Linked DNA regions of Mus musculus: region 1 is linked to region 2. A link is a loop called in an ENCODE intact Hi-C map of the cell type or tissue named here. Cell type or tissue: left cerebral cortex. All regions are shown on one strand. Each heading gives the region's core, and the rest is flanking DNA. Links, peaks and the distances in the headings are about the cores only.

Region 1 (7,443 bases), core at 3,219-5,718, 63 kb after region 2:
TGGGCATCCCTGCCTCTGTTTATAGACAGACTTCCTGATATACATGAGCTCTATGCAAATGATATGCACAGGAACCCTGGGGCTAAGAAATCTGAGGCCCAGAGAGGCAAAACGACCTGTCCTGAGTCACAGAGCACTTGGAGACAGGCCAGAGAGGACAACTGGGTTCAAAGCTTTGCTCTGCCTTATTGAGCATGACCTTATTGAGCATGACAGAGGGCAGACCGGCATCCAGTGAGGACCCAGCTTCCTGCTCTGAGCGTCCATGCAGGTTTACCCCTACTCCTCCTGCTCCCACGCGGACTCCTCAGCACACAGAGACATGCAATAGTCCTTTAATTTTCGTGTTCTGTGCTCCTCTCCGCCTCTCAGGCTGGGCGAATATCCACATTCCGAAGTGTAGATCTGAGCCTTCCTGCAGCTGGTGTCACCTGACTGGGGTGGGCTGATCACGTGGCTCAGCCCGGCCAATCGGCTTCTTAAGTACTGCTGTGACCCTGACCCCTGACAAGAACCGGGAGGGAGGGCTTATCTTGGTTCACATTCCCAGAAGGCTTGGCGCTCACGGGGTTGGGAGCAAGTGACAGTCTTCCTACAGCACATTTGGAGAGAAAACAGAGAGCTGTGGGCCTCTGCCCCTCAAAGACCTGCCTCCATGGGCTGCTTCTGCTAGCTAGGCCCATCCTTAATGGCCCCACAACCTCCCAAAATATTGCCACCAGCTGGGGAATGAGTGAGACTTTGGGGACAGTTGACAGAGGATGGAAACTGAACTGTGTGGCTTTTTATGACCTAATTCAATAGTTACATGACACCGTGCTGGCTGCATCTGGTCACTCAAGACCATCCCCAGCGTCTTCGCAGTTCCAGGGCACCAGCTATGAAATTTCCCCTCTTGCCTGGTGAGTGGCAGGGTCCTCGGAAAGCATTTAAGACAGGTGTTGTCCCTGCTATCTTTGGAAAATACAGTCTGCCCATGCTCCGTTCGTTCCTGCGGTTTTTTGATCCTATCTGACACCTTTCCATCAGCTAAGTTTCCAATCTCTACATTAACTGAGTTCATTACAGGCACCCTTTCTGTGTGCATTTTAAAAAGCCTTGCTGGAGTTCTAACCTACTCCAACTTCATAGAAGAATGTTCTTATCTTTTTTTCAAAAGCTGACAAAACTCTGGGCCGGCCCCTGTTAAAGACCTTAATCCATCTGAAACTGGTTTTTGTTTGCCGTTGAGTGTGGCTTGTGTTACAGCTTTTCCATAAGGACAACCCAAGTGCCAAGTCGTTTGGAAGCTTTTTCTCTTCTTCTTCCGTGTGCAGCTGTCATGTATTGGGTTTCTATATGTGCCCAGCTGGTTTCTGGGCTCTCTCTCATTCCATGCTGTGTTTACTATGCCCTGCAGCAGCCACGTTTTCTGAATTTCCATATGGCCTGTGATCCCTCTCAACAGCTCGTTGGACAGGCCTGCTAACCTTATTTTTTTCTGGGGGGGGGGGAGTGTCTCTTGGCCTTTTGCTCATCCACTGGGAACAAAAGCTTATACTGGGGCTATGGATGGCTCAGAGGTTAAGAACATGCATGGCTCTAATAGAGGGCCCGAGTTCAGTTCCCAGCACCCATACTGGGTGGCTCATCTGTAACTCTAGCTTCAAGAGATCCTATACTTGGTTCTGGCCCCTCATATGCAGACAATTAACAATAATTCATGTTTTTTCTAAGTCCACTTTAACTTCTGTGACTACTATAAATGAGTCTTTTCAAATTACACTTCTGAACTCTGTTGTCAGGATACAATGCACCTGTTTTGATATGTGTGTCTTATACTCATGCATCTCACAAAACTCTTGTTCTAGTTACTTGTGTAAATTTATGGTTTCTATGTAGACAATAAATCTTCTGCAAACAATGAGTTTTTGTTTGTTTGTTTTCCTTCCACATCTTTGCTTCTCATTCTTGGCATTATTTTATAGGGCTGGTTAGGGTCTCCAGGAGAGAACTCAATAGAAATCATGACAATCAGAATGCTTATCTCCTTCATCGTCCTAAAGAGGATTTAAACCACAAATCTTCCGGGTACCCACAGTGTAGAGCTTGCTCATGGGGCTTTTGTAGGTGTTTGTTTATGAAATCAAAGATATTTTTTGTCTCTTTCAAGTTTGTTAAGAGTTATCTTTAGAATCATGAGCAAACACCAAACTTTATTGAATCCATTTCTTCATTAGGAGATGAACTATATTTTTTTCCTCCCTTAATTCCCTGTTGTTGAATGCTTGGATTAGGTTTGGCTGTGAATTTGCTTTCCTGTGGAGGGAGTTGTCCCTCTCACAGATGAACTTAGAGCAAACAGTACAGGAGCAATGATGAGTGCTCCAGGAAGTGCTCCAGGCCACAGGCTCCTCCTTCTGTGTGTGCTACTCCTCTTCCAGTGATCAGTCACTGTTGATCCAAGATGGCACCTTGGCTGGCACAAACCTTTGTCCCAAGGTGAGGAGGAGGGTGGGACAGGGTCAGAAGGCTGGCTCACCTGAGAACAGGCTCCTGGAATCATGTGCCTGTGAGATCTCGCGTATTTTATTGGGTGTCTTCGCATTCATAAGCCTATAAACATGATTTTATTTCACATATAGGCTTTCATTTTGATAAGGCTGAGTTATAAACTAGGGGTTATTCCTTTCTGGAAAGTTTGGTATTTCTTATGGGAAAACTAACTCTCTTTTGAAAATTATATTGTATGTACACACACACAAATAGTATTCAAATGTACAAGCAGAATGCATGTTTATGTTTTCCTGAATAAATATCCCATTGTAACCTACAGACTAAGGCCATTTCCCTGTATAACCACAACGGACCATCAAACAACAACAATAACACAGCATGAGTGTCTGAGCGTGGCTGTGCTGTCTCCATTCACTCCTTAGGCTCCTTGTGAGTTTCTAAAAATGACCCAGTAAAGTCCTTTAAAGCCAATGCTCCACCTCTCAGCCAGACTGAAGCAGAGCTGCCCTGCCTTCCATGGGTTTGATACTTTCCCAGATGACAGGCCCGTTCCCTGCAGGATATGCTTCGATGCAGCTTTGCCTGGGGTCTCTTCATGACTAGAATCAGATTTGACTCCTCAGCAGGAATGTTCCAGGCACTGCTCTGTCGTAGCCTCCTGTCCGGTTGCACAAGGCTTCAACCTGTCCCGATTCTAATGGGCTGGATGCTCTTTGATCTCCTGACAAGGGCTTGCCAGGTTTCTGCACTGCAAACCTTTGGAGGAAAAGGAGTCTTTGCTATCCCTTACACAATGAGCAAGCATTTGCTGGGAAGGTGTTTGGCGGGTGTGTAAATATCCCGTGCCTCATTAAATGTCCCCTCCCTTCTTCTGTTCTCCAACAGTTTGGGCTTCTGGTCTCATTATTTTATTCAAGGACCCATAGTCTGTTGTGAGCAGTATTTATTCCAGTGCACAGAGAAATCCAGCTCTGCCCTGTGAGAACCTTCCACAGGAAGGTTCTGGTTCCAGGGAACCTTCTGGTTCTTTCTGGCATGTCTCACAGTTCTTTGAGCATGTACTTTCTGACATCTCAAGCTGTCCCTGGGGTGTGAGGAGGACCAGCTGTCAGCCTATAGGCAGAGAAAGGAGGATGTCCACACGCTGGGCCAGTGCTTGCCGTGGGTGCATGGTTGTCTACGACTGAATGAGAAGAGAGGATGATTAACTCAAGGAGAGGTGCAGTCTTTTGCTTTTTCTGCTGACAGGGCTCCGGGGCACCCCACCCTGAAAAGCAATGGAGTCGAAAGCCCTTGCAGACCTGACTGACACTAAGCCCAGGGGTAGGGGATAAAGGTTGCAGCCGCCATGTTGGAGATGGCCGCTTTGGAGCCTCTGTACTCTCGCCTGAGACATGGGAGAGGGCTGACCACTGGAAATTCTGTCTTTTCCAAGCACAAGTCCTGAGCCACATCCTTTTATTTGTTCCTGGTCTATCACCTCACATTCTTTCCCCTAACTCTCATTCTCTTTGGGCATCCCTCCCCCTCCTTCCTCTTTTTTATGACCTCTTTCCCTCCCTCCCTCTGCCTTCCAGCATCTACTTCCCCGTCTTAACTTCCTCAAAATCTAGCTCTCCTCCTCTCTGCCTTTCTGTTTCTGCCTGTGGCTCTCTGTCTCCCTCCACCCTGCTCTCTTTTCTGTCTGCGGCAACTTTGATGTGAATCTTTTTCTGACCTCATGGCTACTTGCTTCTGCCTCCTGTTTCCTCCTCACTGCCGCTGCCCAGTTCTTCCCTTGACAGAGTTTCTGAGTTCCTACCCATTTCACTAACCCATGGCACTTCGGCTGTGGACTGGGAATTGATGCTACATGGATTCTTCTGAGCCAGTCCCCACCCCCTCTCCTCGCACGCATCCCATGAGCTACTTGTGGCTAGTTCTGGGAAGCATGCCGGTCCAGCTGGCTGCCTCTGTCTCAAAGGAGGCTTTGCAAGCCAAAATGGGCACTCAGATGGCAGAAAGCAGGCCACCGCCCAAACCCTAAGTGTAGACATCAGGTCCACTCACAAACCAAGTAGCCCTGGTGGGCAGTACCGTCACATGCCACGTACACATATACATACATACAAACATACATACATATATACACACACACACACACACATACACACACTCACTCATAAATATGTATACTCACACACACTCGCACACATGAACACACATACACACTCATACATACTCATGCTCTCACACATGTGCACACATACAGGCATATAAACACTCATACACATACACTCTACACACTCATATACACACATGCACTCACATATACACGCTCACATACACACACTCACTCATAAATATGTATACTCACACACACTCGCACACATGAACACATACATACTCATACATACTCATGCTCTCACACATGTGCACACATACTCACAGGCATATAAACACTCATACACATACACTCTACACACTCATATACACACATGCACTCACATATACACGCTCACATACATACACACTCATACACTCACACTCATGCACACACCCACACGGCCACACACCACCTCCCCACAGCTGGGCACAGCCTGGCACTCTGCTCCCATGGGAACAGCTCCTGTTGCCCACATTCCACTTAGAATCACTTCCCCTGTGCCTTGGAGCTGACTCCAACCTTAGTTGTCAGCTCTGGCTCCAGCCTGGCTCTTGGGATGTTCCAAGCAAGTGTGGATGAAGATTTAGCAGGGAGAGAACACGGTTGGAGCCATCTGAGGTCTAGGAGTTGACTAACACGTCAGACTGGCAGGTTCTACATCTTGTAGTCTGGCTTCTAAGCTTTTTTAGAACTTAGATCTAAAGTAACATTTGCTATGTATCCACAGTTCCAAGAGCCCACCACTCCATGGGACCACCATAGTCACCCTGAGAAGAAGGCACCATTGTCTTTTATGTCACAGGTGAGGCAACTTGGGCTCCAGGGGTCACAGGTCATCATGGGACAGAATTATCAGCCTGGCACCTGTCGTGTTGTCCTCTGGCCACAGTGACAACCCAGGCTTGAAGAGTTGGCTATAGAGGAATCAGCTGAGCCTGCAACTGGACCAGCTTTGGGAAAGACTCAGCAGAATGAAGTACATCAGACCTGCTATCCCAACGGGACCACGCTAGAATTAGTCAGGATGAGGCGGTTACGGTAGGAGCTTGGGGGTTAGACACATCACATCCCCTCCGGAAGAAGGTCCAGGCCTGCCTCTCTAGGGATGGCAGCTGGTGGTTTATCAGCGCAGAGGCCCTGCTTCCTCCCTGGGTCACCATCCAGAGCCAGGGAAGCCCTGCAAACACAGCATCAATACTATGTACTCTGCAACTTCTGAAAATACCATGTTAGGTTGGCTCTACTGGGTTACTGGGGGGGGGCATAGACAGCTGTTTAGGCTACAAATGCTTGCACCCCATGTCCCAGGGCACTGCCAGGGCTCCTTTTGGTCATACACTATGGCTCATGGCTTCTGTATCTCCTACTTATATGTATTTGCTGTCACCTTTATGCAGGAAGAAAGTTCTCCTGCAGCCTGCCCACCATTGATTGCTTCTGTTATTTAGCAGTGGATGGTGATGAACTAGCAGATGGCTTGTTCACCTGCATGTCAATGGAGGGGCAGGAATCACCAGATTGGGGATCCCCTTCTCAAGCCAGTTGCTCTCACTCCTGCCGTGCCTCAGCCTCCTCCACCAGATTACAGCAGTTGCCCTGTCTACTGACATCAAAACAGCTTGCAGAGCCGGAGGTTGGAGCCATTGGATCTCCCATGTGCATAGAGGCTGCATTGCAACAAACAAGACTAGTGGATAGGATGCGCTGGAGAGCTTCATGAGGGATGAATGCAAAGGAAAGGCCCTGTGAGCCCAAGCCTGGGAGTTTTGTCACTCACTGACAGAAGATGCTGACCCTCCTGTGTAGAGGATGTTGGCTTGCTTTGAGTGAACCACACTGAGGCTGTAGAGATACAGAAGTGGTCTCATGATGCAGCGCCAACAGGATTGGCCTTAGACCAGGACGCATGTGGTTCTGGCCACTGCCTTCCCCATTGAGGGTCTTTCTCCATCTTCAGACCTGCTCCCAAGAAACCAGGGGACCAGTTCTGCATGACATCTTGTAACTGTTTTGGGTTCTGGGCAGGACACTCATTCAACTCAGAACAGACAATTCTCTCTCCCTTCCTCCTTTCCCCCACCTCTCTCTTTATGTCTCTCTGTCTCTGTCTCTGTCTCTGTCTGTCTGTCTGTCTGTCTCTCTGTGTGAGTGTGTGTGTGTGTGTGTGTGTGTGTACACTGGGGATTGAGTCCAGGGCCTTGAATATGCTTAGCAAGTGCTTTACCACTGAGCTATACCCCTAGCCTTCAGTGTGGGTCTCACTATATAGTTCTAGGTGACCCCATCCCGCCCCCATCCCATCCCCAAATCCTGGGATTATAGGTGTGTGCCACTGTTCTCAGGGTTTTTTTAATTTGCCTTTTAAAGCTGTGTAGGGCCTGGCTTTGATTTCTGCAGAGTGTCACCTGTGGACATGGAGTCCACAGGTTCATCCCTTGGCCTGAGATAAATCCTGGCATGGAGCAGGAGTGACTGACAAACCCCAAAGGGAGAAGAAGTCAGTGCTCTTGCTCCCCTGAGGATGGCAGGGTTACACTCACACCCAGAGGTGCAAGCCAAGCCCCTGCTTTTGCACACTGCTGACTTACATCTGGTGCTCACCATGGGGTGTGAAGTGTGCACCTGACATTCTCCCAGGTGGCAGGATGAGTCCTCTCAACACATCCTGTGTCTGCAAGGATCTTCCCCAGCCTCAGAGCAGCTCCTCCCCACTGCCTCCATCCCCTGAGGGACCCCCTTTACTTTAACCAGATCCCCCAGTCTTCTCAGATACTGGACAACTTGCCTCCCACCTCATGCTT
Region 2 (7,443 bases), core at 2,477-4,976:
GTCGCCAGGCACTGCAGATCACCCCCAACCCACCAAATCCATCTCATCCCCTCCCGGCTCAAAGGACCTCCGGAGGTGAGACAGAGAAGGGCTGCCAACAGGCGTTGCCGGAGGAACCCAGAGAAAAGTTTGAAGCCAAGTAGGGGGAAAACGATGGACAGAAAGGGAGCAGAGAGTCGGGGCAGCTTCAGGGCTCTCAGTGCGCACATACCCCACAGATACTCAACTCAGACACGTCGACAAGCATAGACCACGTATGCGGACACTAGGAGCGCCCACCGGTCCCCACAACCAAACGCAAGGCTGCAAAACGGGGACACTGGAGCGAGATAGCCATGCAAAGCCACGCACACACAAAGGCAAGGCAGATGCTGGCTTCCGAACCCAAATCCACAAAAGACCCAGTACCGTGAGATGCACGTGTTCTTACAAAGACCCTGGAGGCGCCGGCCCACGCCCACGACCCCCAGGCAGAGCCTTTGTCTCCTGAAAGCCCTCACCCTTGCTCCCCCGACTCTATGGCTCGGTGTCCCGGAAAAGTTGAGGGGCCTTGGCAGGACCCGGACCCGCCCCTCGCGCTGGCCTGCTCACGGGATGGGGCGGTGAGGTTGGAGTCCCGGGCTCCAAACCTCCAAATGCGCGCCGATCTCGCTGCGCCTCCCGACAGCACCCACCTGGCAGGTCTGCAGTTGTCGCCTCGGCACGCTCACCTAGGCGACCCGGCGTTGGCCCATGGGCCGGCGCTTTTCTCCGCGCCGCTCGTCCCGCCCCACGTCCCCGCCCGCCGCCGGGCTCCCCTTGCTCGGCACCCAGTGGCTGCACCGGCAACAGGCCAGGAAGCTCAGGGAGCGTCGTTAAAGTGCAAGTCTAGGGGGGCGTTTTAGCAGCCCTGCCCCCGCCGGCCGAGCACGGGTTCCACCCTAGGGAGCGTCTAAAAAGTGCGCGGTTCCCTCCTACTCCACAAGGCCTCTCCCAGCTTCCTGCAACCCGGATCCCTGCCCCCTCTGCCTTCCTTCAGTTGCGCGTCCCAGTAATCTCAGCAGATGGCCGCTGGGTCGGGAACATCTGGAGGTCGCCAGTGTGTGTGTGTGTGTGTGTGTGTGTGTGTGTGTGTGTGTGTAGGAAAGCAGAATTAGTTGGCAAGAATGGGTGGGTGAGGGTTTTTCTCTCAAATTCTCCCCTACCCCACTTAAAAAAAAAGTTTTAAAAAAGGTCCAGAGTCACTAATGGGTGTGTTTGAGAAAAGAGACAAGGCAGAACAGAAGAGAGAGAGAGCAAAAGCAGGAAAGCTGGCAGACACCAAGTGAGGGAGAAAGCAACAGACTTAACAGACATATTTTTTTTCCTGGAGGGAAAGTCAACTTCTGGCTGGATTTCCAAGAAGGGAAACTGCTCTGTAGTAGCGGCTTAAGTCTTCCATCCTCTTCTGCCGAAATTATTTGCATATATATATATATATATATATATATATATGCAAATATATATGATATATGACATGTGTGTGTTTGAAAAAAAATACATGAGTGAAGAGAGAAATTGCCTGCTGCAGGTACTTCTATCCACATACCCAGACAGTGCCTATCTCCAGAGGGAAGTAAAGGGTTAGAGGGAAGTGTGGTATTGTCTCTGGACCTCCCAGGAACTTGCCACCTTGGAAAGGGCCCCTGGGTGGGGAACTCCAGCCATGTTTCCCTGCCGTGGCCCAGGCTTGTTGCACACAGTCTTTTCATTTCTTTCTTCCTTATTATTTAAAAACAGAAATCTTTGCTTGGGCTTGTGCGTGTCTGCCCGAGGAAAAGGAAGTTCCCAGTCAGCAAAGTCAAGTTCACACTCAGAAGAAAGTGGTTGTTCAGACCCTTCCCTTCCCTCCACCATGTGGCCCTGGGGACTCACCTGGGCTGAACCCTGCTATTAATGAGGAGAGGGGACAATGGTCCCTGTCTCCTAGGAGGGGGAGGCAGGATAACTGTCAGTGTGAAAGCCTAGCTCTGGAGAAAGAATGTTTCAAAAAGCCAAAAGAGGGAAAGAAAAAAAAAATCCATCATCCTTGGGAATAGGAGGTCTTTAGGGGAATCTTTTTACTGTGGCCTCGTCTGAAATCGTATCCAAGTGGGCAGGGTCACCCTTACAATTTAGTGCTATACTACCAATTTTCTTGGAGCCTCCTGGGCAGAGTCTGAACTCCTCTTCCTATGGAGTAGGAATACAAGAGGAATGATGTAGAGTTGGTGAAAGAATTAATAGTTAGACCAAAGTAGGGGAAGGGGAATAGGTTTATTGAACACACTGGGAGAATTCAGGGAGATGGGGAGTCAAAAAGAAATACCTGTCTGCAGCTACCATCTTTCTATTTTTTAAAAATAAAATTACATTTATTTCATTGTTCCAGGTTTGGAGGATGTCCCTATATTTGTAGAGGTCAGAGGACAGCTTGTGAGGTGTTAGTCTCACCTCCAGCCCTTCCACTGTGTGGGTTCCAGGGATGGAACTCAGGTCACGAGGACTGAAGGGAAATTCTTTTACTCACCGTGTCATCTCACCAGCCACTATCCTCTTGGATTAGGATGAGCCATCATGGAATTCCCATCATGAGTTCCCATCATGTAGTTCCCACCATGCAAATGATAATGATTCTTTCTGATTGGTCAGTGTTCAATTCCCAGAGGAGGCTGACTTTAGAGAGAGCAGCTCTGTGGTCTTCCATCGAGGTTAATTTTGACTGGCCATATTCAATTGGTGGGGAAAGAGTCTGGTTTAATGTTCTTGATGATGATTAGTGGTCTTGATGGCTGGTTTCTGAGATGTAACATACTGGGCAAGATAATGAGTTTCAGGGCCTAATGAAAGATCTATCTGAAGAAACGGCCTCTACATGGAACCAGAAATGGGCTTGAGGCGTCTCTGTTCAAGAGTGATAGGAGACCTTAGGGATGCTACTGAGAGAAGAGTTAGCCAGGACTGTCAAGGTTCTTGTATTAAATTACTAAGGAGCTTCTTTGCCCTCTCTGCCTTTCTTGCTGGTTGTGCGTATATAGCATACAAGAGACACTTTATTTGAAGGGCCTCACTGATCCCTTGGTTGTTCTTTTTCCGCTTGTTCACTTTGTTGTTTGTTTGAGTGAAAGTGAAAGAGTAATAAACTCAGTGCTCCAAGGTATGCTAATCATAAGACAGATAGCGACATTCCTTCCTCCACCCACCTGCTTCCTGGGTTCAAAGAGTGTTCATTCAAAGAAAGTCACCCTGACCCACCCTGACCATTGCTGGAACCCACTATGCAAAGGTGCTATTGCTAGGGGCTCTTAGATTGTTAGGGGCTCTTAGAAACTGTCTTGAGAGATAACCTGGCACTTGTGACTTTGTACTTTCTTGTGACTCTTAACTGGTATTTTCGGTATTTTCCAACAACGCCCTTCCCACCTCCTTGAGTTGTGGTTCCTTCCTTTAAATACCCCCTTACTCAGCTACTGGGGCGCCACAGTCCTCTACCCCTGCGTGGTGTATGACCGTGGGCCCAAGAGCGCTCTTGAATAAAAATCCTCTTGCAATTTGCAGCAAGACCGTTTCTCGTTGGTGATTTTGGGGTGTCGCCTCTCCTGAGTCAGAACGTGGGGGAGTCCTCACGTTGTGGGTCTTTCAAAAGCTGAGCTGTTATCTGTCCATTTAGAGAAAGGGAGAACAACGTGAAAAATTACATGTTCAAGCACTGTTGGGCCCTCCGTAGTCTTTAGTCTCAATGGGAAAGGCTTTGGTTTTGTTTTGTTTTTGTTTTTGTTTTGTTTTTGTTTTTTTGAGACAGGGTTTCTCTGTGTAGCCCTGGCTGTCCTGAAACTCACTCTGTAAACCAGGCTGGCCTCAGACTCAGAAATTCACCTGCCTCTGCCTCCCAAGTGCTGGGATTAAAGGCGTGCGCCACCACGCCCGGCTTGGGAAAGGCTTTTTTATACGGCCAGTGGAGGTAACTAATCATGTTCCCATAAATAACCTCTCATTCTTGCCCCTCCCCCATAAGTAACCTTTATTAAACTCACTGGCTCATTGTGGTGGTTTGAACAGGAATGGCCCCATACACTCACATGTTTGGGTACTTGGCCTGTAGGGAGTGTGGCTTTGTTGGAGTAGGTGTGGCCTTGTTGGAGGAACTGTGTCACCATGGAGGTGGGCTTTAAGGTCTCCTATGCTCAAGTTATGCCCAGTGTGGTACAATCTCCTTTCACTGCCATTCAATCAAAGTGTAGAACTCCTTCTCCATGTTTGCCTACACACTGCCATGTTTCCTGCCATGATAATAATGGACTAAATCTTTGAAACTGTAAGCCAGCCCCAATTAAATGTTTTCCTTTATAAGAGTTGCCATGGTCATGGTGCCTCTTCACAGCAATAAAACCGTAAGCAAGACACTTATTTTAAAAAATAGTAATAAGAAGGAAGCTAGCTGAGAAGAAGGAGATAAGCAGGAACTCCCTGTGGAAATTTGTCCCAAGAGAATGTAAAGGCTTGGTACAACAGCATATAGAGACCAGAGTCTTGTTGATGACTCTAAGGTCTTGCACTAACCAGTGCATGTACCAGGCCTTCCATCTACCAGTAAGGGCATATCACAAGGGAAGATACAGGGACAGAATACACTGGTGACCAAATGCTTATAAATACGAGGTAGGGGCATCCTTGAACTTCAGGTCCCTAGGAAAGGAGTTGGAAACGGACCACAGAGGGATTTGGGGGAAATAGAAGGGTCTAATGGTGTGCCTGGGTAAGAGGGGCGGGAAGAGCTAATGGGAATGTCGAGCCTCTCCCTTAGAGTGTAGTAGGCATTTCAGGCATACTGAGTGTATAAAAGATAAAATTTTTTAAGGAACATTCTAGAGGGGAAGTGGGGCAGCTTAACTCTGCAAGAATCACCCACCAATTCAATAAGGAGGATCAAAAACCAAAAGGAAATTACTCAGAAGTGGCTTCCATATTGGTTAAGAAATTAATTCAAGGTCCTGCCACATCCAGGGTCACCCAAGGCTCTTCCATAGGGAGAGAAAAAAAAATAAGAGTCTGTATACAGACAATCTGTTAGTCATGCCAGTCCTTCTCCCTCGGAGTCCAAGAATAGACCCTGGCCATAGTATCTCCAGGACTTTAGGTATTGAGGTAACTCTCCCTTTTCAGAGAGAGACAGTCTTGAATCCAATATCGCTTCTTTATGCCAAGTAGACCCTCTGGGTCCCAGGATAGGACTTAGACATAGCCTCAGGACATCTGGAGTGAGACAGGGCAGTTTGGTATAATTAGCAGACTTTATCACTACTGGTTAATCGATGTAAACACGTAGCTAAGGCTCTCCCTACCTGGATCCATGCCCTAAGGTGCCTCCCAGGTCTGTTTGGGGTAAGTGCATCTTCCACAGGAGGGGCCTCCCATAGGATTCAGATGTTAGCCCATCACTCAGCCAGTGACCAAGTGCAGGCTTTTCCCTCACGTGAACAGCAGATAGTACAAAGAGTGATATAGTCTGCCGACTTCGGTCAGAAGAGATGGAGGAGATGGAGAGGAGATGCCTCTCCAATGGAGAAGATCTGGAATGCTTTGATACAAGTAGAGAGGTCTTGGCTCAATGAGCCCGCTTTTGTTTCTATCTGGCCAAGGTCAGGTATGAGGAGGGGGCACAGACCTTGACAGTGCAGGCTACCTCATGGAGGGGGTATAGGCTTCCTGAAGCAGCAGCAGAACACGTCAGGTCTATAGAGTTCTTTCTTGAAAGGGTGTGTGAAGAGGCGAGGGTATCCGAGCCCTCTGGTTATGGGGGGATGGCTGAACCCCTTTGGGAAAAGGGACTGAGGGAGTGGTTGATAGGATGAGGTGGACTGAAGGAGGGCTATCCAGGATGTCCTGGCCTTCTGAGGGCCCTGGCAATCTATCTAAACACACGTGACAGGACTTTTTTTTTTTTTTTTGCAGATTTAGATCTTGAGAAAGGAACATGAAAGCTTGGATATATATAGGATACCTCTAACCACCTAGAACATTATGACAGAACAGGCTGAGGAAAAAGAGTGTGTGGTGAAATGTCATATAAGGGTCGCATTTGCAGGTCTCCGAGTGTGCAATGCAGCCAAGCCACATTACAAAGGAACGCAGGGTGTCTTTCTTTTGTTTTAGGATCTGGGGATTATATTTACCTCGCTCTTTATAATACATCCCAGTGGTGAATGTGACGGGATAGAAGGTGCCTGCCTCATGCGGGGACAAAGGTGGATGACCCTAGTTAAATATACTGAGGCACACCTCTAGAGGAAAGGGTCCAAGAAAATTGTAAGGGAACTCATGATACTATTCTCAAATAAAGGGGGGCACATAGCTCTTTAGAGTGGACCTGCTAGTGATGTTTCTGCCTTCATTGCTTTTCTAGTGCTGTGACAAAACACCATGGCCGAGACAACTTATAAACAAAACTTTTAATCTGGGCTCACAGTTCAGAATGTTAGCGTCCATGATCATCATGATGGGGAGGGGAGAGAGAGAGAGAGAGAGTTAGTTAGCTGGCAATAACATGGGCTTTTAGAACCTAAAAGGCTATTGCAAGCAATTCTGTCAACTGGGGACCAAACATCCAAATACGTGAAAGCCTCTGGGGGGGGAGGGGGTCGATTTCTTTCAAACCATCAAACCATCTGTCAAGAATTGGAGATGAAACTTTGTTTTGAAATAAGGGTATAATTTTTGAAAGACTCCCTTGATGTGGGGTCCCACAGTTAACAGGCAAGAACACTAGGCGAGATCCAGAAAGGGAGGCTTATCCATCTGGTAACTGCTGCAGGGATGTTCTCAGAGGGATGCAAACAAGTCAGGAAGGCTGGCCAGGAGAGAAGGGGAGGCCTCACTGCAGGATGTGGGAGAGCATCCCCTGTGAAGAGCACAGCTCAGTGGATGCTGTTGGACAGTTTGCACCAGGAACAGGGCCTGAACAAAGAGAAAGAAAACAGTCCTCTCTCACAGGCTGTTCCAGACCTCTGATCTCATCAAAGAGTTTCCCTGGCTAGAGAGGCAGTCGCCAAAAGAGGAGGGCCTTTCCATCAAATGGTCTGTTGGAGAGGCCCAGTCCCTCACCTCTGTGGGAATGAGTGTGAGAAGAGAGAGGCCTTTAGACTCCACATGGAGAGTTGGTCCAGCCCTGAGCCTCAGTGGAGAGTCCTGGGGCAGGAAGAGAAGGTTCCCAGGACAGACTGGGTCCCTCAGCATTCCATCTGGTAGCATGGTGGCAAATAGAAAGAAAAAATTCTCAGAGGAAGCTGAATTCCTCTCATGTCAGCGGCAGAAGTGTGCTTGGGTAGGAAGAAGTCTAGATATGCCTTCAAGTGTAACAGTTCTGTAACAGCTCCTCAACCTTCCTTACGCTGGGACCCTTCAACACAGGTCCTCATGCTGTGGTGACCCCCAGCCATAACAGTATTC

The links. A loop is a pair of places that touch in the nucleus more often than their neighbours do. Peaks named below come from ENCODE experiments on the same cell type or tissue, not always from the same donor. Only the 100,000 strongest peaks of a DNase experiment are listed, where the experiment ranks them.
Region 1: a loop joins it to region 2, with 16 times the contacts of the local background. A loop is called at or near these places in 21 of 42 quality-filtered maps.

The regions. Positions count from the first base shown.
Region 1 is chr7:98,423,248-98,430,690 of GRCm38, forward strand. No RefSeq gene overlaps it. Among named protein-coding and RNA genes, the nearest start is that of Gm39053, 6.5 kb to the right of the region's middle. In left cerebral cortex, for the core only: no CTCF peak of the experiment used is centred there; DNase peaks (open chromatin) are centred at 3,546, 4,301 and 5,104.
Region 2 is chr7:98,360,568-98,368,010 of GRCm38, forward strand. It overlaps Tsku (tsukushi, small leucine rich proteoglycan), which reads right to left and starts at 721. Exons shown (of 2, transcript NM_001024619.3): 1 at 675-721. Gm44507 (a long non-coding RNA gene) reads right to left here. Exons shown (of 7, transcript XR_001778223.1): 7 at 6,426-6,951. In left cerebral cortex, for the core only: no CTCF peak of the experiment used is centred there; no DNase peak of the experiment used is centred there.